Regions from separate parts of the Mus musculus genome. Here all the other regions are linked to region 4. The links are chromatin loops, found by intact Hi-C in ENCODE. Cell type or tissue: heart. All regions are shown on one strand.

Evidence for each region. A loop is a pair of places that touch in the nucleus more often than their neighbours do. Peaks named below come from ENCODE experiments on the same cell type or tissue, not always from the same donor. Only the 100,000 strongest peaks of a DNase experiment are listed, where the experiment ranks them.
Region 1: a loop joins it to region 4, with 6 times the contacts of the local background. A loop is called at or near these places in 16 of 42 quality-filtered maps.
Region 2: it touches region 4 in a loop (6-fold over the local background); 6 of 42 quality-filtered maps call a loop at or near these places.
Region 3: a loop joins it to region 4, with 5 times the contacts of the local background. A loop is called at or near these places in 17 of 42 quality-filtered maps.
Region 5: a loop joins it to region 4, with 2.0 times the contacts of the local background. A loop is called at or near these places in 2 of 42 quality-filtered maps.

Annotation. Positions count from the first base shown.
Region 1 is chr7:140,939,342-140,944,341 of GRCm38, forward strand. Pgghg (protein glucosylgalactosylhydroxylysine glucosidase) reads left to right here and starts at 2,050. Exons shown (of 14, transcript NM_145387.5): 1 at 2,050-2,302; 2 at 2,944-3,224; 3 at 3,645-3,855; 4 at 3,936-4,371. The coding sequence starts at 2,969. In heart, a CTCF peak has its summit at 2,229; DNase peaks (open chromatin) are centred at 510, 2,540, 3,230, 4,200 and 1 weaker place; H3K4me3 peaks cover 1,931 bases; H3K27ac peaks cover 2,881 bases.
Region 2 is chr7:141,173,758-141,178,757 of GRCm38, forward strand. Gm51459 (a long non-coding RNA gene) reads right to left here. Exons shown (of 3, transcript XR_003946684.1): 3 at 4,890-5,000. It also overlaps the pseudogene Gm5905. Among named protein-coding and RNA genes, the nearest start is that of Rnh1, 7.3 kb to the left of the region's middle. In heart, CTCF peaks have their summits at 1,491 (motif pointing left) and 2,626 (motif pointing left); a DNase peak (open chromatin) is centred at 2,624; H3K4me3 peaks cover 34 bases; H3K27me3 peaks cover 983 bases.
Region 3 is chr7:140,956,492-140,961,491 of GRCm38, forward strand. It overlaps a transcript of Ifitm2 not described here. Among named protein-coding and RNA genes, the nearest start is that of Ifitm2, 3.0 kb to the left of the region's middle. In heart, a CTCF peak has its summit at 2,856 (motif pointing right); a DNase peak (open chromatin) is centred at 2,800; H3K4me3 peaks cover 1 bases; H3K27ac peaks cover 448 bases; H3K27me3 peaks cover 1,525 bases.
Region 4 is chr7:141,006,427-141,011,426 of GRCm38, forward strand. It overlaps Ifitm3 (interferon induced transmembrane protein 3), which reads right to left and starts at 4,318. Exons shown (of 2, transcript NM_025378.2): 1 at 3,971-4,318; 2 at 3,164-3,463. The coding sequence starts at 4,219. The coding sequence ends at 3,299. In heart, a CTCF peak has its summit at 2,096 (motif pointing left); DNase peaks (open chromatin) are centred at 2,285, 2,775, 3,375, 4,345 and 1 weaker place; H3K4me3 peaks cover 2,155 bases; H3K27ac peaks cover 2,209 bases; H3K27me3 peaks cover 987 bases.
Region 5 is chr7:140,854,307-140,859,306 of GRCm38, forward strand. Bet1l (Bet1 golgi vesicular membrane trafficking protein like) reads right to left here and starts at 2,077. Exons shown (of 4, transcript NM_018742.5): 1 at 1,915-2,077; 2 at 768-859; 3 at 459-515; 4 at 1-317. The coding sequence starts at 1,933. The coding sequence ends at 150. It overlaps Ric8a (RIC8 guanine nucleotide exchange factor A), which reads left to right and starts at 3,091. Exons shown (of 10, transcript NM_053194.4): 1 at 3,091-3,248; 2 at 3,539-3,586; 3 at 3,676-4,266; 4 at 4,557-4,648. The coding sequence starts at 3,165. In heart, no CTCF peak of the experiment used is centred here; DNase peaks (open chromatin) are centred at 2,105, 3,055, 4,025 and 4,720; H3K4me3 peaks cover 3,850 bases; H3K27ac peaks cover 3,976 bases.

The sequences.
Region 1 (5,000 bases), 67 kb before region 4:
GAGGGGCTTGTAAGAGCCTGATGACCAAGCTATCTTCTGTGAAATTATGCATTCATGCTGTGTTGGGGAAGCTACACCCAGGAAATCTGAACAATTACAGATGCCTAAAGACTGCACACTTTCAACAACAACTGAAGTATATATAATGCCAGGAGGTGGTATATAGTGGGCCCATGCCAAGGTATGCCCGTGTGTAATTATGCCATGCAACAGATCTGGTGTAAAAGAGGTTTCCTGGGGAAAGGAAGAGGAGTGAGGACCCGGAGCAGGGGTAAAGACAGACAAGTGGACAGGCAGACAGACCAGGGCAGAGCCATGGGGGAGGGGGCAGTGGGCGCAGAGAGGGACAGAAAGGAGAGAGGGAGCGGGAGCCGAGGGGGAGGGGGAGGAGAGGGGAGAGGGGGAGAGCGAGGGAGAGCAAGAGAGCAGTCCATCACCTAGCAGCGCTGGCCTTTGCTAGGTCCCTGGGAGGAGCCTAGTGGAAGCCAGCTAGCTAGGGAAAGCTCATGGGGCCCCTCCCCTAGATGAAGAGCTACAATCAATTAACTATTGCAGAAGGAGGGAGAATTAGTCTTCCCCGGGGATGAGCCTCTTTTAGACCTGGGGAAGGAGGAGGGGTGGTAGGGATGGAAACAAACAATTCCTGAGTGTCTGATTAAAGCAAGCTGTATTTACAACTGGCCAGCTGGCTGTCTCTCCTAAAGTCAGGATTTCAGAGAGCAGCCCCTCACTGGCTTTTGAGGTTCCTTTTATGGAGAAAGGTTAGGGCTGATAGAAAACAGATGTCGCGATAATTGGCTGTTAGAAAGGAGGCAATAAAAATAAGTGCAAGAAAACATCACGTGGAAAGGGAGTCATCAAGGTATCTAGGAAGACATTTTCATAAGGCAAAAGGATAGTCGTATCACAGGTTCGGGAGTTTAGCAAGGCAAAGGGGTAGGCACACATGATGGAGTCACAAGTTCAGCACAGGTTGGAAAGCAAGGTTTGCAGGATGCATCAGGCTTAAGAAACAGAAACGGATTCTTGTAGGAGACTTAATAACAATGTGTAACAATGTGGCTCTTTAACATCAACCTGGCACCTGTTCTGGTTTACACCTCCTATTGGTGTTCCAGTACCAAGTGGTCAGCCCCATAAACATATACTCAAATGCAACCCCATAAACATATACTCAAATGCAACACTGAACAGACTCACAGGTGGTGTTTATCTATTTATTCCTTATATGTATATGTAACAACAATGGTTTAAAAAGAGTCCCAGGGGTTGGAGAGATGGCTCAGTGGTTAAGAGCACTGGCTGTTCTTCTGAAGGTCCTGAGTTCAAATCCCAGCAACCACATGGTGGCTTACAATCATCTGCAATAAGTTCTGATGCCCTCTTCTAACATGGAAGTGGACGTGCAGATAGAGCACTCATTTACATAAAAAGCACACATTTAAAAAAAAGAAGAAGAAAAGAAAAAAGAAACTCTTCCAAAAAAAGAGGTCCTGTGCCTGGCAGTGGTGGCGCACTCCTTTAATCCCAGCACTTGGGAGGTAGAGGCAGGTGAATTTCTGAGTTTGAGGACAGCCTGGTCTACAGAGTGAGTTCCAGGACAGCCAGGGCTACACAGAGAAACCCTGTCTGGAACCCCCCCCCCCAAAAAAAGAGGTCCTGTGAATGTGGGTGGGACATACATGGGAGGAGTAGGAGGAAATGGTGTAATTATATTTTAATTAAATCAAAATAAATAAATACTGCTCAGTGTAGTGTGCACGTCTTTAACCCTAACACTGAAGAGGCAGAAGTAGGTTGGAGCTCTGTGAGTTTGAGGACAGCTGGGTTTGCATACCAAGAGTCAGGCCAACCACTCAAAAATAGGATAAAACATAAAAATGAAATAATTTCCCTAAATAGGAAAGGTCCCGTGAGCTAAGGGGAAAGTCTGAAAAGCATTCGGCTGTGGAACTTTTACACAGCACCCACTTCTTTCAGGTTTGCATGAGGTAGGCTTTTCTTACAAGCATCCTGTTCCTTAAATAGCCAGGGTCCTTTCTAGTCACTAAACGTCACTGTAGAGTGGTATCTCAGGTCTGTCCCAGCCTTGCATACATCTTAGAGCCAAAGCTCAACTAACCCCTAGTCCTATTGCGTGGTCTCTTCCCCAAAACCATGACAGTTTCCCAGGTCCCGCCTAAACTCAGACCCGCCCACCTGCCACGCGGCAGGGCCGCTTCTTCTTCCTACCGCCAGGGGCAGCTCGCACCCACAGAGCCTTCTTACACCCGGATCCCCGCACTGAGTGGAGAGGGCAGCGGTGAGTTACAAAAACAGCCCACACTCTTCTCCAGCCCGCCCTCACCCTCTTTCACTGAGTACTCTGAACTCTTTTTCGTCCCTTTATTCCCTAGTCTCTCTTCCCGACAACTCGCGATCGATCCCCCTCTCCGCACCCCACCCCTACACGGGCTTCCTCTTTCCATTTCCTGGGCAAGTCCCGCTACTCCCCAGTTGCGGCCCCACCCCACCCCATCGTCGTCATCCACCCCATCCGGTCCCTCCTCCCCAATCCCAACGCCTCTCCTTGCTGTCCCTCTCCAAATCTCCGGGTTCCTCTTCCTCCACCGTCCGGCCTCACCCTCCCTGAGGATTTAGGGCCCGCGAAGAACTCCCTGATTCCTACCTCAGCAGTTCTTACTTAAGGAAGCTGGCTCAGGAGCTCACAAGAGGGAGGTCGGCGGTGGGTGCTGAGAGAACTTGTTTACAGATTCACTTGGGCTCCTGGCAGTCTTCTTAATTTAAGAATGTTCTTGGCGCCCGCAACCCTTACTTAGGGTAGCTACGCAGCTAGCCCCCGACTCCCCTCACCGCCTGTGGGGATTGGCCAAGTTTGAGGGTTTACTGTGAGTGTGCGTGTGGAGGAAAGTCCAGCTAGTCACTGTTAACTGTCTCCTCCAGGCCGTCTGGGCTGAGGCAGCTTTCCATGGACGGCTCTGAAGATGACCCGACCATATTCAGTGCCCGTTGTCTGCCCAGTGACCCCAGGCTCTGGGCCACTGTAACGAACTCATACCTAGGTACACGTGTGTATCATGACACCATCCATATAAACGGTGTGTACAATGGAGCTGTCGGGGACACTCACCGGGCCAGTCTGCCCAGCCCCCTCAATGTCCAGCTGGAGGCCCCTGCAGGGACAGAACAGCTGACAGAGACCTTTACCCTGGACACCAACACAGGTTAGCTGTCACCAACCCGTGCCAACCTATTGCTCCTCACTTGTCCATGAAGCTGGGAAAGGGGCCACAACCACCAATGTGTGCCTCAGGCCTGTAACCTTGGCACTGGTACTGGGAAGGTTGAGGCGGGAAGACGGAGAGTTGGAGCTCAGCCTCCAGTACACATCAAGATGCATCACAAAAATATGTAAACACATAGCCTTTAATTTAAGGAAGAAGAAGAAGAAAAAAAAAAACATGAAAAAGCCGCCTCCCAAAATGAGGCCTGTGTGGTTGCTCTTGCTTTCTTTTCATCTGGGTGGGCCCACTACACAGTGGGGAGAGGCAGCCTGAGGTCTGAAGGACCCCACTCCCAGCCCAGGAAGGTAATGGTGCTCTGTGGTACTGAGAGTGTGTCTGCCTTTCCCCAACCCTCCCTAGGTTCCTTCCTCCACACCCTGGAAGGCCCCAGCTTCCGGGCTTCCCAGCGGATCTATGCTCACCGTGTGTTACCCCATGTCCTGGTCTTCAGTGTGTCCATTGCACGCTTGACCACAGGGAACAAACCCATCACAGTGCCGTTACGGGCAGACTTCTCCCCCGAAAGCCCAGACCTGGACCTGCGTGTGGGGCCTGACTTCCAGGGACTCCGGTAAGAATCACACTGGGTAAATCTAGGTAGCCCAGAGAGCAGAGCGAGCCCTTTCTTAAGACTCAGCTATGCCCTTGCAGGTACCTGCATGGCCACGTACTTAACCCTGAGCAGCCTGGAGAGCCACAGCAGGAAGTGCATATGCTATGGATGCCTGTCCCCCCAGCCTTGACCCTTGGGGAAGAGGAGAAGGACAGGACCTGGGAGTTTCTGACTGTTGTGGGTAGCAGCCAGGCTGAAGCCCAGGACTGCTTTGCTGAGGCCCTACAGCTGCAGACCAGGGGTGTTCTGTATACAATCCATGCAGACTCCTGGGGCCGGCTCTGGGCAGGCTGTGGCCTGGATGTGGCTGGGCCCCTGGCCCTGCGCCAGGCCCTTCGTGGCTCTCTCTACTACCTGTTCAGTGAGCTTCCCCAGCCTGGCACTCAAGGATTCATCAGCCATGGGCTTAGCCCCGGAGGACTCTCCAATGGGAGTAAGGAGGAATGCTACTGGGGCCATATCTTCTGGGATCAGGTACATCCTACCCTGCACTGGTTACACAGGGGGAGTTGCATGCAAAGATTCCGGGCATTGCCTTTGCACTACCTGAGATCAAGACCAAACATGGGAGCTCTAGATAGGAGGGCTTCCTGGAAGAGATGGTTGGTTTCTCAGAAGAAAGGTGTGTAGGAATGTGGTAGAAAAGAGTGGTCCAGGTTAGAGCAAACAGAAGGCGCAAAGGCTGAGGGTCTGCAACATTTGAAAGCAGAGAAGGGGCCTCATAGCTGGCTAAGAACACCAGAGCCTCAGAGTGAGCCAGGTGCAAGCCTGGAGCTTACAAAAGGACTGGAAAAACCATAGAGACTGTAGAAGAATGATACAAGGAGAGATACAGTCTGGGAAGATTTGGGACTGTCAGGAGCAGCTGGGTGCGGGGGAAGCAAGGGCTGGAGAAGGCAGTACTGTAGGTTGTAGCCTATGGAGATCAGCGGCCACTGCGTGAGGGAATAGCGAGAGGGAAGGCTCGAGGCCACTCCCACGTCTGACACCTTGTGAAGTCTGCACAGTGGCCCATTTGACAGATGAAGTCAAAGAAAGCTGAGGTCAGGCAGCCGGAGAGCAAGCTCTCCCTAGAGGCGTGATGCAAACCAGTGCTCGTGCCC
Region 2 (5,000 bases), 170 kb after region 4:
ATTGCGTTACTAGCATTTGTTGTAGACCAGGATGGTCTTAAGAAACGTAGGGTGCCTGCCTACAGATGTGATGTCACAGGACCTAATAGCAGGAAAAGTTCCTGAGAGAAGACTTGGGAAGAAGCAGGAGATGGCTCACTTGAGAAAGTCACTTGTCATCAAGTCCAACAAGCTAGTTCTGTTATGGAAGCCCACATGAAGGGGAAAGAAAACTGACTAGAGTTGTCCTCTGATCTCCCCTCAGACTGTGGCATGCCCACACCCGTACACATTCATACACAAAGAATTAAATAAATGTTAAAGAGGAATTAAAAAGAAACAGGTGAAATCTTCATTAAGTCAGTATGTCCAAAATATCCTTTCTGAATGTAATCAGTATTTTTAAATTAAATTGAACGTAATTGTTCACATTCTTTCATACTCAATACTTGAGGCCCTATGGTTATATTGCTCTTGAGATATCTCAGTTCAGGTGAGCCATATTTCCAATGCTCAATGTCTCATGGGATTTTTTCCTTAATATGTTTATTTTTTAATTTTATATCTTCTATTACATTCTCATAATTTGAGGAAGTAGACATGTGTGGGCAGATATAACTGGTAGAATCCAGGGCCTGGAGAGATGACTCAAGGGTTAAAGGCACTAGTTGCTCTTCGAGGGGACCTAAGTTTGATTCCCAGCAACCACATGGTGGCTCACAACCATCTATAACAGGATCTGATGCCCTCTTCTGTCACACAAACATACATGCAAGTAGACATAGATAAATATTTAAAAACAAAACACACAAAACCAGGTAGAATTCAGAAGTGAAACAGGGTGCCCTTTTGGAATGGGGACAGCAGAGGGGTAAGATGTAGCTGCTAGAGTTTCCCCAGTATCATGGCGGATCTGCAAGGATTCAACACCTGCGGAATCAGATTTTAATAAGGCTTACAAGATTAGGTTTTATTTGTTGCATACAGAGGTTGAGTTACCATTGTTTCTGAACTAAGTTTGGGTTGCATTTTCCTTCACGGTGGCTCCTCTGAGTTTAAGAGAGAAAGAAAATAAAAAATGAATATTCGCCAAGCAGTGGTGGTGCACGCCCTTAATCCCAGCATTTGGTGGGCAGAGGCAGGCAGATTTCTGAGTTTGAGGCCAGCCTGGTCTACAAAGTGAGTTCCAGGACAGCAGGGCTACACAGAGCTACCTGCAGCATCCCACGCTTCAGCCATCTGGACAACCAGCAAGCCTCTTCTGCACACATTTCACCTAACAATTCCTAAACAGCAATTTGCAGACTTTGTGAAGTAACTACTAACAATTCAATCCAAATTACTGACAAGTTGTAGAGGAATATTATACAATGCTGTTATTTGATTTTCATTACATAAAATACAAATAAATTTAGAAGGGGCTGGAGAGATGGCTCAGCGGGTAAAAACACTGACTGCTCTTCCAAAGATCCTGAGTTCAAATCCCAGCAACCACATGGTGGCTCACAACCACACGTAATGAGATTTGATGCCCTCTTCTGGCGTGTTTGAAGACAGCTACAGTGTTCTTATGTAAAATAATAAATAAACCAAATAAATAAATAAATTTAGAAAACACAGCTTCAAGTCCTCAATGTAACAAATGGCATGTTAAAATCTGAAGTTCACAAATTTTAACTGTACTTCTCGGAATACCCAAGATACAATTCACAGACTGTATGAAGCTCAAGAAGAAGAAAGACCAAAGTGTGGATGCATCAGTGCTTCTTAGAAGGGGGAACAAAATACTCACAGAAGGAAATATGGAGACAAAATGTGGAGCAGAGACTGACGGAAAGGCAATCCAGAAACTGCTCCACCTGGGGATCCATCCCAAATACAGACTGCAAACCCAGACCCTATTGTAGATGCCGGGAAGTGCTTGCTGCCAGAGCCTGACAAATACAGCGGCGGATGCTCACAGCCAAGCATTGGACTGAGTGTGGGATCCCTGATGGAGGAGTTGGAGAAGGGACTGAAGGAGTTGGTGGAGTTTGCAGCCCCATGGGGGTTAGCAACAGTGTCAACCAGCCAGACCCTCCAGAGCTCCCGGGAACTGGACCACCAACCAAAGAGTGCACGTGGAGGGACCCATGGCTCTGGCCACTTAGGTGGCAGAGGATGGCTTTTTTGGACATCAGGGGGGAGGAGCGGCCCTTAGTCCTGTGAGGGTTCGATGTCCCAGTGTAGGAGAATGCCAGTGTAGGAAACCAGGAGTGGGTGGGTGGATGGGGGAGCACCCTCATAGAGGCAGGGGGAGGGAGGATGGGATAGGGGGTTTCTGGAGGGAGACCTGGCAAGGGGATAAGATTTGAAATGTAAACAAAGAAAATATCCAACAAAGAAAAAAATTTAAACATTAATAGAAAGAGAGAGAGAGAGAGAGAGAGAGAGAGGAAGGAAGGAAGGAAAGAAAGAAAGAAAGAAAGAAAGAAAGAAAGAAAGAAAGAAAGAAAGAAAGAAAGAAAGAAAGAAAGAAAGAAAGAAAGAAAGAAAGAAAGAAAGAAAAAATGCAACACAGCGCTGCTTCTGTGCTCTTTACTATTAATGAAGCCATTTCAGGAGCAGGACCAGCTGTAAAGGGCTCTGGCTCCCTCTAGTGGACGCCAGCTGGCAACATTCAAGGACGATGAGTCCTGCTGAACATGAAGCTGAACATCCAGGAGAGGAAAGGTCCGTCGCTGAAAACCCACCCAGGCTGCCCGTGAAAGTGGGAATACTAGAAATAAATCATGAAGTTCATGCCCCGATCCATCAGAAACCTCGGAGGATCCTCAGCTTGACAGGTGAATGGTCCACAGAGGCCACGGCAGCACCCACAGCTGTTCTCCAGTGGCTGAGCTGAGTGGTATTTGCTATAGTGGGACTGTGGAATTCTGGAGATGTGGAAAGGTATTCTTTCAAGAAACCAGAACACACCTGCTCTCAACATTTCGGGGCTATCACCCTCTGAAATCCAATAAGACAGCTTTCTTTAAAAAAGACTTTTTGGGGAAATGGGGGTCGTGGGGGTGGGCAGAAAGATGGCTCAGAGGTTAAGAGCACTTCCAGAGGTCCTGAGTTCAATTCCCAGCAACCTATGATTGCTCACAACCATCTGTAATGAGATCTGATGCACTCTTCTGGTGTGTCTGAGAGAGCTACAGTGCAGTTATATATATAGAATTTTGTTTTGTTTTGGTTTTTGTTTTTTGAGAGAAGGTGTCTCTGTATAGCCCTGGCTGTCCTGGAACTCACTTTGTAGACCCGGCTGGCCCGGAACTCAGAAATCTGCCTGCCTCTGCCTTCCAAGTGCTGGGATTAAAGGCATATGCCACCACGCCTGGCTCCATATATAGAATTTTAAAAAATCTTTAAAATATATATTTCAGATAGGAATGATACACATGCTAAAATAAATCTTAAAGAACACATGTACAAATCATAAAAATAGGGGCTGGAGAGATGGCTCAGCTGCTAAGAGGACCCATCTTTAGTTCCCAGCACCCACTGAGGGTAGCTCACAACCATCTGTACAGCTCAGGTGTCCCCATACCCTCTTCTGATTTCCAAGGGCACCTGCACACATGGCACACACACACACAAAATCATAAATAAATAAATAAGAATAAGGAGCTAGAGAGATGGCTCAGTAGTTAGAAGTACTTAATGATTTTCTAGAGAATTCAAGTTGTTTCCCACACTGCTGCCAGACAACTTAACTGCTTCGGGGAATCTAACATGTGTGGCCTCAGACAGCTACACCCACACACATACACACCCTTACAAATAATAGAAATTAATCTTTTAAAGTTAAGGGCCGGAGAGACAGGCCAGTGGGTAAGAGTTTTTCTGGTCTTCCAGAGGATCCGGGTTTGATGGTGGGTCGCAACCATCTGTAACTCCAGTCCCAGGGGATTGCATGCCCTCTTCTGACTTCAGGCACCAAGCATGTATGAGGTGAGCAGACATATATAACAAGCATATAAACCACATGTAGACACAAAATAATAAGTCTAAAATATCTTTTAAAAGTTAAAGTTAAATCTTTTTTTTTTTTTTTTAGTATCAATTCTTTTTTATTTTTCAGCTGGAAAACTAGACAATCCTCCAGTTCAGCCAAGTATTAATTAATCCTCTTCCTCATCATCACCAGCTCCAGCCCCGCCCTGGCCTTTCTTGGCATTCTTCCTCTTCATTCGCCCTAGACGGCCGCCACCATAAGGAGAACGGAGGGAGAAGTTGATGTGCTTCTGAGAGTCCAGGCGAACAATGAAGGATGGGATGTTCACCACCTGCTTGCGGACCCTAATGTGACGTTGGCGGATGAGCACACGGGCATGGTGAATAGATTTGGCCAGGCCCAGCTTAAAGACCTGGGTCTGCAGCCGCCTCTCCAAGAAATCCTCAATCTTCAGGCCCAGGATGTAATCCAGCTTCATCTTGCCCTCGTCCAGCACCCCAATGCGAACAAGCCGCCGCAGGAGAGCATTGCCTTCAAACAGAGGCATCCTTCTCGTCCAGCGTCAACAGCTCCCGGGCCGCCTTATGGATCTTGGCCAGGGTAAACTTGACCCTCCAAACCTCACGTTTGTTCCAGAGTCCATACTCTCCAATCAACTTTAGCTCCTGGTCGAGACGCGATTTCTCGAAGGGTCTCCGTGGGGTCACATAGGTTTTGCAACAAACCCAGCTTCTGGCGACCGGCATGTTGACCTCGCTAGGCTGGCTGCGCCTACGAACTCAGGCCCGAGACAAAGAGCAAAGTTAAATCTTTTGATAAGAGGAAAAATAAAAGATCAACCATAGTCTCATTATTCCATCCTCCTCCTCCTCCTCTTCCTCACTCCCTCCCTTCCCTTCTTTCTTTTTTCCTTTCTTCTTTCTTCTCCTCCTCCTTATTCTCCTTCTCCTCCTTCTCCTTCTTCTTCCCCCCTCCTCCTTTCTTCCTTTTAAAGACAGAATCTTTCTGCATACCCTGGCTATCTTTCAACTCACTATGT
Region 3 (5,000 bases), 50 kb before region 4:
AGGCAGATGTTTTCCTACCAGTTGCGAAACAGCCATTGCTAAAATGAAGCCTGTAGGAGTACGGCTACACAGGGAACTCCGAGTCTTTCCCGGCAGAAGCAGTGAGGGAACTGAGCGTCCTAGAAACAAGGGAAGTTCCCTGGTGGTGAAGGACACAAATCGTTTGACACTTGAACCCATTCAGTAACCTCACACCCCCACCCCCAGCACCCAAATTTCATCCCACAGGGCAGAATGGAGCAAGGAGGAGATCAGTGAGTCTAACTACAGAGCCCTTGTTCGCCTCTACTTGTACAACCATCACCATCGATCAGAGCCTCAAAAGCTGGAGCAGGTCACATGTCTGTAATCCCAGCACTTGGGAAAGGTCAGCAGGAGAATCAGTTCAAGGTCCAGCCTGGGCTACATGACAGCTTGTCTTAAATAAATGAATAAAAAGTAGTAAGTAAAAATTTTAAAAAAATGAACGAAAGGGGAACTCAACATTTCTTCTAGAAGAGGCACAATGGGTAACAGGCTCCACATTCTTGCTCATTAGCAAAATGCAGATCAAAGCCCCAGCAGCACACTGCTCATACCCATTAGGAAGCACTGTAGTTTAGAAGCAAAGAAACCACACCACTGATGCTGCAGGCTTTGCAGGCAGTGGGCAGATCGAAGCTACAACCCAGAATCCCACTTCTCGTGTGTAAGAGAATGAACACATGTCTATACGTATCCTGTATGCCTGTATCTCATGTCTACAGCAGCATTCGTAACGACAGGCAACAGACAGAGGTTAGATGTCTATCAACTGGCAAATGAAAAAGGAAAGCTCTGATATATGCTAAACCTGAATAAGCCTTATGAACAGCTCTCAGGTCAGAAGTAGGTGAGCAGCCTCCAGGGGCTAAAGGGAAAGAGGGTGGGGTAAGGTGTCTTTGTTATTGTTTGGTTTGGTGGTGGTGTGGGGGTTGTTCTTGGTTTTGTGTGTGTGTGTGTGTGTGTGTGTGTGTGTGTGTGTGTGTGTGTGTGTGTGTGTGTGTGTGTGAGAGAGATGAAAATCATTTTAGGGGAAAAGTCAGAGGTGGTAAGGTGTGGCTCTTTTTCCTAGTGAGCCCTGTGCATGTCCTCTCTGTCTCATCTCTGAGTGAATCTCACTTTTGAATGAAAGTGCCCCATAGGCTCACATGTTTGGATGCTTGGTCTCCAGTTAGGAGAACTGTTTGGGAAGGATCGGGAGGTGTAGCCTTGTTGGAGAAGGTGTGTCCCTGGGGATGGGCTTTGAGGTTTCAAAAGCTTATGTCAGGCCCAATCTCCTCTCTCTCTCTCTCTCTCTCTCTCTCTCTCTCTCTCTCTCTCTCTCTCTCTCTCTCTCTCTGTCACTCTCTGTCTGTGTCTCTCTCTCTCTCCCCCTGCTTTCCAGCTATAGCTTCAATACCATGTCTGCCTTCTTTCTGCCATGATGATCATGGGCTAACTCTCTACGACTGTAAGCAAACTTCTAATTAAATGTTTTCTTTTATGAGAGTTGCCTTGGTCATGGTGTCTTCACAGCAATAGAACAGTAACTAAGACACTGATCTTTCCCAAATCCAATCCAAATAGGCTAATTTAGCTAGGATCTCTTCCACCTTCATTAAAGAACTCAAAAGTCTCACTGTGGCATTGACCTAACCTAGAAAAGTCTCATATCTGAGCTTTAGCACCATTCATGAACTAACGAGTCTCACCCTCAGAATGCTGTTATAGCCAGGCTAACTTCCATGGCAGGACTGGATGGGGAGCTTTGCAGATTGTGTCAAGACGCTTACAGGAAAGAGTAGGGGAACGACCTACTGGTGACTCTATGGTTTGGTGTACTATAGAGATAGTACCTCTAACAGTGAAGTAATCCTATAGGAGGGATAAAACACCCCTAAGTGTAAAAGGCTATGGAGAATAACACTGATGGCTTCTGAGAACCCTGATCTCTTTAGAGCTGAAACCATGGACACGTATATTAATCTGGACATTGAGAGTCAGAAAGGCCAAGCCATTGTACATTTTATAAGACAAGCTTCTCCAGCTATTGGACAAAAACTAGATCAAGTGCCTCCAATGACATTCTGCACTTTAAGGTCTCAACTTGAAGGTCTTCCGCGGCTAAGTCTCAGAAGACAGAATCAACAAGTACCAGTGTTAGTGTTCTGGATCACACGAGGAGATTGATCAAAGAAAGAACTACAGGATGAATTTAGGCTTCTCGGGAGCCAGCTGGGGAAATTCAGACCCTTTTTGCAGAGCCTCTTTATTGTTACACAAAAAGACACCTTTAGCAAGTCGATTTCTGCACACCAAAACTTCTTATCTGATCTAGGAGTTGTTTTGAGAGAACCTTCACCTTAAACAATTCTCACCCTTGTGAGAATTACTGGTTTGCCTGGAGTGTCTGGATACCAAGTTATTGCAAAGGTTCTGAGAATCTTTCAAAGGAACCACCCCATAAACTCTCAGATAACCATCACTGACAAAAGGCTACCTCAGAGCCTAGATAGGAGAGCTCTGCTAAAATTCTGCTGCATGCCAGACTCCCAACAAACTTCAGCACTAGCTATAAGATTTATCGAACTTTTCATTCTGCTCCCTCTGCCAGATCCCAACCCTGAGGCTTCTCTACGACACTCCTGTGTATAAAGCACTAAGCTTTGCCTGCTGGGTCACACCTATAAGATTCCACACTTTCCCAGCCCGAGGCTGCAGGGCTCCCAGATGTAGCAGTTTGATCGGGACAGGACAGGACACAGGCTTTCAGGGTATGCTGAAGGGAGACTCACTGAGGTCACAGAGGCTGAAAATTAATTCCAAGTTAGCCTCTAAAAGCGGAATTCATTGTTCTGACGAGAGTTCTCCAGCTGGGGGCAGGAGTGACTTAAAATTTACACGGGCTTCCGTGTGATCTATGACCTTGCAGCAATCTAAAGAGAAAAGAATTGAGGAAAGATGCCCCCGGGGTGCTACCTTAATAGTCAACATCTTGACTCCAACCTAGTTTATACTCCAGCTTGACTATTACCAGAAGCAAGACCCATTTTAAAACAAAACCAGGAATATTCTGTCAGTTTTGGTAGGAACAATCAAAACAGTTTACCTTCCAACTCCACACACCCACAGCCACAATACACTCCTCAGGAAACCCAATGTCCTTAGATTAGGATTTATAGTCAGCCGCAAGCATCTCAAAAAAAGCTATTGTTCCCTGACTCCTCCCAATAGCTGGAGAGGCTCTGCTTATGAAAGAAACCAATTACCGGATGCTAATTAAGCAGGGGACAAAAGGCAGAGCCTAATTAAAGTAACAAGAAAGAATTTATAGGAGGTAAGAAAGTTTAAACCTTCTTAGAAAAGCTACCCAGGGATTGTCCTAACCAGGTCTGTACTATATTTTGGTACAGGGTTTTGATGTTTACTCTGGTTTAAGAGAGACTTTTCTCTATGCCTCTGTGCTGACTAGTCTTTAAGATCAATTTGAAATAAGCTAGGGTTATCTGCAAAGAAGGAAAAAAAAAATTTTTTTAAATGCTTGCATAAGATTGGCGGATGGATGAGCCTGAGAGGCGTTTTCTTGGTTGATCATTGATACGGAAAGACCCAGTTCATTGTGGTCACTGTCACCCCTGAGAAGATGGGCCTAGAGGGTATAAGATAGCAGGCTGAGCAAGCCTTGGGGAACTAGCCAGCAAGCAGCCCTCCTCCATGGCCTCCGCATCAGCTCTTGCCTTCAGCTTCCTGCCTTAAGTTCCTGTCCTGACTCCTGCAAGTGAAATAAATCCTTCCCTCACCCAATTGCTTTGGGGCATGGGTGTTTGACTGCAACAATAGAAACTCTAACTAAGACAATCTTGCCAGGCATGGTGGCACACGCCTTTAATTCCAGCACTCAGGAGGCAGAGGCAGGTGGATTTCTGAGTTTGAGGCCAGCCTGGTCTACAGAGTGAGTTCCAGGACAGCCAGGGCTACACAGAGAAACCCCGTCTTGAAACAAAACAAAACAAAACAAACACAAAGCAGATGGGTGATTGCTGGGAATTGAACTCAAGACCTCTGGAAGAGCAGTCATTGCTCTTAACCACTGAGTCATCTCTCCAGCCCCAATGTTCTTTTTGTTTTGTTTTGTTTTGTTTTGTTTTTTTGAGACAGGGTTTCTCTGTATAGCCCTGGCTGTCCTGGAACTCACTCTGTAGACCAGGCTGGCCTCGAACTCAGAAATCCACCTGCCTCTGCCTCCCAAGTGCTGGGATCAAAGGTGTGCGCCACCATGCCCCGCTTGTCTTTTACTTTGATTGCTTGTTGGAAAGTTGGATCTTATCACAATAGGTGAATGCATTTAGTAATTCCCTACAGTTTAACAATTAAGAACACCTGGAAGCCTTTCAGATTGGCTAAAATGTTCATCTGAATAAGGTTCCCTGTCTAAACCACTTCATGATGAGACATCTGGGCAATAGCTGATACATTTTTATACAATATTATGGATGATCTTGATTTCTTATACTCCCCATCTAGGGCTTTAAAAGCCAAGCAAGGGCTAGGTGTGGTGGCACACACTTTTAATCTCAGCCCTGGGGAGGCAGAAGGAGACAGATGTCTATGAGTTCAAGGCTAGCCTGCTCTACATATTGAATTCCAGGACAGCCAGGTCTACATAAAACAGGGGTTCTCAAATGCTACAACTCTTTATACAGTTTCTCATGTTGTGGTAATACCCAACCATAAAATTATTTTTATTGCTATTTCATAACAATAATTTTCCTACTTATGAATTGTAATGTAAATATCTGATGTGCAGATGGCCTTAGGAGACCCTTTGTGAAAGGTTCATTTGTCTCCCCAAGGGGTCACAACCCACAGGTTGAGAACCACTGACATAAAGAGACCCTGTCTCAAAAAAAAAATCTAAATAAATAAATAAATAAAGTCAAAATGGGGGGGGGGGTAAAAATGAACCTTGTACTGTAGTCAGTTAAGACTGTGGAGTTATA
Region 4 (5,000 bases):
AAGCTGAGCAAGCTGATGAGCAGCATCCTTCCATGGCTTCTACATCAGCTCCTGCCTCCAAGTGCCTACCCTGTTTGAGTTCCAGTCCCGACTTCCTCAAACGAAGAAGAGCAGTGTTGTGAGGTTTGAGTAGAAATGGCCCCCCACAGACTTGCGGGTTTGAATCCTTGGCCCTAGGGAGTGGCACTATTAGGAAGTGTGGTTGCGTTCGAACAGGTGTGGCTTTCTCAGAAGAGGTGTGTCACTAAGAGACAGCTTTGAGGTCTCAGAAGCTCACCTCAGTTCCCTTCCTGCTGCCTGCCTGCCTATCTGGATGGAGAACTCTCCAGCACTGCGTCTGCCTGCACACTGCCATGCATTCATTCTGCCATGACAATGATGGACCAAACCTCTAAAACTGTAGGCCAGCCTCAATGAAAAGTTTGTCTTTGTCTTTAATCTCAGTACTTGGGAGGCAGAGGCAGGCGAATTTCTGAGTTCGAGGCCAGCCTGGTGTGCAGAGTGAGTTCCAGGACATCCAGGGCTATACAGAGAAACCCTGTCTCGAAAAACCAAAAAAAAAAAAAAAAAAAAAAAAAAAAAAAGAAAAAAGAAAGGAAGAAAAAAAAGTTTTTCTTGATAAGAGTTGCCATGGTAATGGTGTCTCTTCACAGCATTAAAACCCTGAGACATGTGGGAATGTGAGCCAAACAAACCCTGTTTCGTCACCGTAACAGTAACCCTAAGACAACGACTGATGGCAAGGGCCCAACTCCCTGGGAATGGTGCCACCCCTGAGAAAGTGTTCCTGGGTAGGATAAGAAGGCAGGCTGAGCAAGGCATGGGGAGCAAGCCAGTAAACCGTCTCCTCCAAATAAAAGTTGCTCTTGGTCATAGTGTTTTACCACAGCAATAGAACCCCCAACTAAGACAGAGGTTCTCTAGGCATGAAGGAGGCTGTGCGGGGCCTGGCTACCGCTTTCTGAGGACAAGAATCATCAGGTGCTATGACAGTTTTACCTCAGTCGAAAAGACTTCCAAGTCCACAAAAAGCTCCAGTACCCGTTCCCTAAGCAGGTTTGTGGGGTAGGTCAATTCTTAACTAGAGGCTTGGACAGAAAATTTGCCTCCCCAGAAATTCCTGCTATCCTCGCCCTGGGTAATGTGGCCCTCGGATTCCCTTCCATCAGAGCTGCAGCAGTAAGGGAGCCAGCCGATGCCTAGCACTGCCCTTGGTGCCCAGAGAGGCTCCTTCCCCCTTAAGCTCTTCTATAAAGGAGGTAAGGTTTGACCCTTGATAACCAGAAAAATGTCAGGACAAGACAGCGCCAAACAGTTAGTAGGTTTGTTAAGTATTAAGATAGGAGCCAGGCCGTGGTGGCACATGCCTTTAATTTCAACTCTCAGGAAGCAGAGGCAGGCAGGTCTCAGAATTCGAGGTCAGCCTGGTCTACGTTCCAGGACAGGCAGGGCTACACAACGAAACAAACAACAGCAACAACAATACCAGAATGTATTAAGACAGACATGGAGGGAATTTTGGCTTTATCAAGTTTCTTGACTCTCAGTCAGTGAAGAAGACAATCTAGATGCCAGGACGGGGCTTCTTCCTTCCCATGTCCTCCTAATTTCCCATCTCTATCCTGCTTCATTTGTATCCTCTTAGTACTCAGCCAATCCCCAATAAGACAAGATTCCTTTATAAAAGTGTGTTCTCACTCGGGAGGCAGGGGCAGGCGGATTTCTGAGTTCGAGGCCAGCCTGGTCTACAAAGTGAGTTCCAGGATAGCCAGGGCTATACAGAGAAACCCTGTCTCGAAAAACCAAGAAAAGAAAAAAAGAAAGAAAAGAAAAGAAGGTAAAAAAGTGTGTTCTGTATACAGAGAAACCCTGTCTCGAAAAACCAAAAAAAAAAAAAAGTGTGTTCTGGGAAACCATAGCTGCTTGGCGGAGAGGAAGGCTCCCCACCAGCAGGGGAATCTTGTTCCATACCTCAGAGCTAGTTTGTAAACCCCATTGCTCAATCCTTCTTTCCACACACCCTCCCAGGGAGCCTGACATCCTGTGCCGGTGAGAAGAGCGCTAGGCACATCCCTTGAAGCTGCCTTTTGTTTCCCTCTGGTGGTTAAATTCCCCGCTGGGCAGGTCAGCTGTCAGAATCCGGACTGGGGAACAAGTTGGGGCTCTGCCACCCTGGATAAGAAACCCAAACCCTTTAACTTGCAAAAGTGCCCCCACCCCTTTCTACCCACCACACCCACTCCCAAATTCCTGGCTGCAACCACTACAGCGACTTTCCACTAACCAAGGCACTTCAGATCCACCGTGCTGCCCTGGGTATGATGGTGACATTAAAACCCCACCACAATGATTTAGGAGGACAAACGGAGTCCCATAGATCCAGGCTACTTTTGAGGTGCTTGCCTCTGGGAACCAGAAATAAGTTCCCTTGGAAAGGCAGCTATGAGATGAATGATTGACCCCTGCACCAACAGAAACAGATAGCGCCCATCCATTCCCAGGAGACTCCTAAACTCAATGCACTAAGTGAAGTGGAAACGTGGGTACTAGGATCCCGACCAGAGAGGTGAGTCCTGCATACCCCGGCACAAGAAGGCGTGATTGGCGCTCTCCCTTACCATATAGGGTCCGGGGGAGCGGGGTCGGTGGGGGGGTGGGGGAATGGAAGCACCACGCGGCCACCGTACCTGCAGAGTGCCGGCAGGGGGCGCCAGGGCAGCGACTTTGAGCCTTAAAAGGTCATTCTAGGCTCCAGGGCGACAAGGAATGAACTGCATCGCTGCTGTGGGACCAGTAGGGGACACCAGGCCCCCACCACAGCACCCAGCAAATCCTGGACAGGATCAGCCCAGGGTTCCCCCGGGAAGCAGGCATGGAACTTTTGACACCATCTTGTCTGGTTCAGAGTATTCGTCCAGAAGAATACGGACCCAGACCTGGTCCTCCACTTCTGAACTGGACTGGGTGCCCTGGAAATGTGGGGCCAGGGCCAGTTGAAGCTTGAGTTCTCCCTGCCTGAAGCAGCCAAATACCATCCAGGACTTTGGCCAGCAAATGTCCACAACAGCAGGCCAGAGACTACTGCCAAATTGAGGATAACCTACATGTCCACCTCAGAGCAAGGAAGATAGAGGGGTGGGAGGAATAAAAGCAGTCATAGGATGGTGGTTATCAAGTGCACTTTATTGAATCCACTGTGGATAGATAAATGAGTGTTACACCTGCGTGTAGGGAGGGGCAAGGAGGGACGCAGCTGCGGAGGGTGAAGCACTTCAGGACCGGAAGTCGGAATCCTCTATTAAGTGTGAAGGTTTTGAGCGTTAAGAACAATGATGATGACACTAACAATGGTGATAACAACCATCAGGATGCTGAGGACCAAGGTGCTGATGTTCAGGCACTTAGCAGTGGAGGCGTAGGCCTGGGCTCCAGTCACATCACCCACCATCTTCCGATCCCTAGACTGGAGCAGAACAGATAGACACGGTCAGTGGCCCTGGAGCTGATAGGCAGATGCTCTGACAGTTTTCCTGACGTACTCCCTGTGGACTGCATCTCCCCATCTTAGGTCAGGAACATTTTACATCCTCTGATCATCCAGGAGGCCCTAGCACTTGTTGTTCACCCCACTGTAGGCTATTGTTCCCCATGAATCTCCTGAACATTTTCCACACAGGCTAGAATCCCAGTCTGTTGAGTGAAGGTGCTATAGGCATCTCTGCATTGGAAGAGTCTGACTCCAGAATCCCCAGGCAGCCTCACCCTGTGTCTGCCCCCAGAGAGCCTTTAAGCCTACACGTGTACACACACACACACACACACACACACACACACACCACAGAAGAATGAACACAAACTTATTTTAAACAAAGGACCCCACACTCATACCTCGGTGCCATCTGGGTAGATGGAGCTTCAGGTTCACACACACCTTTTTACACCATCACTCCCCCCATTCTAGCACACTCACCTTCACGGAGTAGGCATAGGCTATGAAGCCCAGGCAGCAGAAGTTCATGAAGAGTGTATTGAACAGGGACCAGACCACATGGTCAGGCACCGACACCTCTCTGGGCATGTTGATCACAGTAGTTCTGACAGAAGCCGATCCGTGCGGTGCCCCCATCTCAGCCACCTCATATTCTTCCTTGATTCTTTCGTAGTTTGGGGGCTGTCCTCCACTGGCAGCGGTGATGAAGGCTTGAGAAGTGTGGTTCATGGTGCGGAGCAAAGGCAGCACTGAAGGGCAAAGGATGGAGCGCGCTGCGGGTCTGCCCTTTCTGCGGCAGTTTCGGTTTCTCAGAAGTTTCCTTTTCCTGAATTTTGGCTTGATGAAACTGCTCTGGGTTCAGAGGGGCGGGGATCTAAAAAGCCTGCGGATCAAATTACTCCAGGGCAGGATGTCAGGAAGGATTGTGAATCAGGGGAACTTCCAGGCCAGGAGCCCAAGTCAGGACTTGTCCCAAGGCCCAAACCTCAGTGTTTAAGAGTGAGGGGTCCTGGAGTCAACCAAGCTCACGCTCACAGCTGCAGAACCTCACTGTTCCTTATCAAGGTCCCAGCCAGGCCCCAAAGAACCCTCTATTCTTTATTCAGCAATAAAGAGTGCCCAGAGAGCCTCTCACTATGAACGCCAGTTCTCCTGGCTTCATAGACAGGTGGGATGAACGGTACTTCTTGTGTTTTAAAGAGGAGAGAGAAGGAATATCTTCGGTGGCTATGCAGTCATATGTTGGGGGAGGGGGGGCCTCTGCAGGCCCACGCTGAAGCGTCCCTTCCCTTTGAGGGACCAGCCACACGGTGGTATCGCATAGAACAGAGTTTATTCTCTATTCATGGGGAGGGGGTTGAGAGGGTAGTAGAGACAGAGAAAGGCAGAGAGAGAGAGAGAGAACAGAGAAGTAGAGGCTGGCCATGAGCACTCGGAGGGAGTGGGGAATGAGGAGGGGGAAGCAGGTGCAGGAAGGTTAGAGAGTAAGGGGGGGAGCAGCCCCTTTTAG
Region 5 (5,000 bases), 150 kb before region 4:
GAGGCAGCTGCAGTCGTCCTGACTTAGGAAGATGAATGACCCATGATGATAATTTCAAAGGGATTTTTTTTTTTTTTTTTGTAGTCAGGTCCTTAGGAAACCAGGATGCCAGGTGTACAAGAGCCTGGCTGCCCTTGGCTCCCACTGGCTCACGTCCTTGTCCTCGACAAGAGGTAGGAGAGGATGAAGAAGGCCACGATTAAGACCACAGCCATACCACACAGAAGCTTCCGGTTGTCTCGCCCAGACCGTGCCATCGTGGAGAAGCGCTTCACACTCCCCGTGAGTAGGCCAGTCACACTTGTGAAATCTGAGTCCTGTGGGAGAGACCCAACAGGGTCACATAGAGTTGGGACCCTTGACTACCCAACCACACTAGCAGCGAAGACCCAGCAGAGCAGACGGCAGGTGGGCGGAGCTGACTATGATTTGTACGTACCCGTACCGCGGGCACTTACCATGCCGTCTAAGTAACGGTTCTGGTCCTCTGTGTCCCTGTCGATGTCCAAAGCCAGCTGGTTGGGATACAGAAGGCACCGTCAAGCAAAGCCACAGAGAGTAGTGCCCACCTTCCCTTCAGACCAGCTACATTTTACCCACGACTCTGAAAAGTACCTATTACCAGAGAAAGCTAAAAAAAAGGCCAAGTTATTACCTGAAGCACTTCTCCAGTCAGCAATGCCCACAGACAGCACACGGCCTCCTTCCTCCCCTCTCAGCCCCACCCACCAAAGTATCTCACGGAAGGGAAGAGGGCCACCACTGACCGATTTAAGCCTGGTCACCTTGGAGGCCAGGCTGTCAGCCATCCGCTTGTTCTCTCTGTCCAGAATGTCCTCCACAGCACCAGAGCTCTGAGCTGTGAGAGAAAGAGGCGGAAGGATAGCATTCCCTCAGACATGTGGTCCCTGATTCCTCACTCCAGTGGAGACATCTAAGCGCATTCCCCCATATACTTCTGCTAACTTAGCACGTCCCACCCTATGCTCCAACAGGCTGACCACCTACACATCAGACATGTAGCATGGGTCGTGTGAGAACCTGTGTGCATGCCCAGGCAAGGACGGGCTGGGGAGCCTGAAGATCCAATCAATCTACATACACGACCCTGCTGTATACTGTTCCTGAACCGAAGTGAATATTGCCTTAGCTGAAATTGTCATCTGAGGGTGTGGGGCCGGTCTCAAAGGGAAACAGTACTTTCTGATAGGGACCATAGGGAAAACAGAACAGCCGGTGGCACAGCAGGTGACAGGAAGGCTGTGTGGGGAGGACTTGGAAATCAGATCCAAGGTAAGTGTAAGAAAGTCCTTCTACTGTAGAAACTACCTCGCCCTATGTCTGCAACCCACACAGAATCTCTGGAATGCCCAGAGCACTGTGCTCGTGGAAACCTAACTCCGATGGACAGGGACAGGTAGTTGAGAATCACCCCCCTAAGTGTGACTAGCACCGATCTGAAGCATAAAAACCACCCACCCAGCCTCGATGTGACCCACCTAAGGGGAAGGCCAGCAGCACCAGCAAACAAGTGCGACCAGACTCTGAAAGACAGACGGCTGTGTCCTACCGACCACTGCATAGTCATCGTTGTGGGCGAAGCATCAGTATCACAACTGTCACACTGAACACAGGCACGGGGGCGGGGAATGTGTGTGAACCGAGGCACTCAGGCCCCTCATTAGTAAAACCCTGCTTGGACCCTCTGCTTCCAGCTCTTGGCATCAACCACACACAAAACTGATGGCATGCCGGCTTGGGTTCCAAGGCAGCGCCAGGCGAAATCCGGCCCTGTTTTTCCAGGGATACGTAAGCGCCACCCCACGCAGGTCCTTCCACCGAGAAACGAGCGATGTCTCCAGCTCCAGACTTAGACTTCCCCTCCTACCTCTACTGCCTTTCAAGTGCTCTCACCTCGAGTCCAATCTGCCATCGCGCCCTCCAGGGTCCCACTCAGGGAATTCGCAGCACAGCAACGGACGTGGCACCAGTACCCGGGTCTTCCGGTTCCGCCTCCGGGCTAATAACTTCCGGGAGAAGGTTCTGAAGCGGAAGAAACAGACCTGGAGTGCTTCTCGGGAATGTAAATAAGGGAAGGGCGGGCCACCAGCATTCGGACCCACGGATTGGTCAGCAATATTAGTCCTGCGCTGTGGGTGTTACTCGGAGCAGGTGTTCAGACCCAAATTTGGAGCAGAGGCTAGGAACCAGCTCAGTAAATCAGTCGGATGCCTCTGGCGCTGCTAAATCCAACTGGATGGGGAGGACAGGCAGACCCGAAAGAGACTGGTGAAGGAGACGGCCGGGGCCTGCCACTGAGTAGGGGCAGAGCCGGTTAGCACGGCGGGTGACATCATCCACTGGAGCACTGTTTGTATGTGTCACTGTGGGGCACCGACTCAGCTAAGTGGCGTGCGGACCTGGCTCCCCGCTACACAGCGCTCCTACGCTTCTAACCTCAGACACGCCTCGGCTGGCCGCCCCTCCGTTGCTCCTCTCGCGGGAGTGGCTTTTCCACGGGTGTTCTTCACTTCCTTCTCTGCAATTTTCTTGAGAATAACCGTATTACTTTGGTGGCTATTCTTTTTAGATAGGTCTGCTAGTTTCTGCCTCTCGAGTGCTGGGATTTAAGAAGGCGTGCGTCACTATGCCCGGCTAACCACGTGCATTATTTTGACCATCCAAGTCGTTGTACTTCTCTTTCCCTATTCCCTATGGAAGATGAGCTCCAAGGCCTGGATCGCGAGAATCGTCTTCCCCAACTGATTAAGCGGCCAGGAGCCGGCGCTCCCTTTTTTATCACAGTACGGGGACAAGAGCGTAAAGAGGACGGTCCACGCGCGGGCCAAGCCACACCCCACTCCCCACCCTCCCATCCCACCCCACCCCCCGCCTGCCAGGAACTCGGGCTAGAGAGGAGGGCTCAAAAGGAGGACACTGCCTGGCTGGTTAGCTAGCATCGCCGCTCCAAGACTAGCCGCTCAGCGACCACAGCCGGGTTGCTCCACCTTAAGTCGGAGGCGCCTGTACACACCCTTGGGTTCGGCTGCTCTCCCAGCATCCCTCACGCGTGGACGCCGGGCTTCCGGACCTGGGCGGAGCCCCGGGGTTTGGCCGATTGCGTCTTCCCAGCCCAAGCCTTCCAGCACCCGGTGCCAGGGGCCATGGAGCCCCGGGCAGTTGCGGATGCCTTGGAGACCGGAGAGGAAGATGCGGTGACAGAAGCTCTGCGGTCGTTCAACCGGGAGGTGAGAGGCATCCGGCTGCCGAGGAAATTTCAGGAAGAGAGGAAGCAGGGGTGTGCGCGCAACTCGGCTGGGGTGTGCGTGCGAGTGGTGGCAGGGAGCACGGCGGTGGGTGGTGGGCTGGTCCCTCGGGTGGCTCTGTGGTGGCGTGTGGTGGGGCAGGTGTATGGGAGGCTAGGGTGGGCCTTGCCTTAAGGTTCAGAGCGATGGATGCTGCTTCAGAGGTCTGCTCTGACTCGAGGAGCACGGGTCCTACCTGCATGTGGATCTGAGCCTCCTGGGTCTCCCTGCAGCATTCTCAGAGCTTCACCTTCGATGATGCCCAGCAGGAGGACAGGAAGGTAGGTGTCAGCCCCAAGGGCTCCTAGGGCAGGCACGGGCTGACCCCAAGAAGAGGGCCTAGTGGAACCACTTTTGTTCGACCCCACAGAGACTCGCAAAGCTACTGGTCTCCGTCCTGGAGCAGGGCTTGTCACCAAAGCACCGTGTCACCTGGCTGCAGACTATCCGAATCCTATCCCGAGACCGCAGCTGCCTGGACTCATTTGCCAGCCGCCAGAGCTTACATGCACTAGCCTGCTATGCTGACATTACCGTCTCAGAGGAACCCATCCCACAGTCCCCAGACATGGATGTCCTCCTCGAGTCTCTCAAATGCCTGTGTAATCTTGTGCTCAGCAGTCCAACAGCACAGATGCTAGCAGCAGAGGCTCGCCTGGTGGTGAGGCTAGCGGAGCGTGTGGGACTGTACCGCAAGAGGAGCTATCCCCACGAAGTCCAGTTCTTTGACTTGAGGCTCCTTTTCCTGCTAACAGCCCTTCGCACGGATGTGCGCCAGCAACTGTTTCAGGAGCTGCACGGTGTACGCCTGCTGACTGATGCGCTGGAACTAACACTGGGCGTGGCCCCCAAAGAAAACCCTCCGGTGATGCTTCCAGCCCAAGAGACGGAGAGGGCCATGGAGATCCTCAAAGTGCTCTTTAATATCACCTTTGACTCTGTCAAGAGGGAAGTTGATGAGGTAGGTTGGAAGTCTTGGCTGAGACTCAGTTCGGGTGGGACAGTTTGCTTCCCTTTGTACCTCAGCTTGCAGGGTATCAGATATGGCGAGGACTAGAGGATGGTGTAGGCGGGAACTCAGGGAAGGTGCCTGAGCCGCACTGTGCATGGGGTTGCAGGTGGGTATTCTCCACAGTGCTTCAGGTGGCCAAAAGCACCACATGTGCTGTGCACAGCGTCTAGGGATCAACTCCATGTGGCCACAAGAACAGGGGTTCGATCTCACAGGAGCCCCTTTCTGTCTTTGGTTAGGAAGATGCTGCCCTTTACCGGTACCTGGGGACTCTTCTGCGGCACTGCGTGATGGTTGAAGCTGCTGGGGACCGCACAGAGGAGTTCCACGGGTGAGGGGTAGGGCTCACAATGTTGGGGACGGCAAGAGTTCCTAGGTATGGGTACAGAAGTCCTTAACCCTAGTTGTGAATCAGAAGCACTTGGGGGCCCAGGCCCCACCTTTGACTTCATCAGGGGAATGGGGCACCAGTGTTGTTTCCAGAGAGCCTAGGTAACTCAGGTATGGCTAAGAGAAGAGCTATGAACTTAGAGACAGGGCCTTAGGCGGAGGCAGTATGGTCTCTTGCTGGTGCCTCTGCTCATCTCAGGTTCGAGAGATTGTTTGGCATCTCAGCTCAGACATAATGGCCCAGATAGCGTCTGCAGAATCTCCCCACCAAATTTGAGTTGGGGTACCACCTG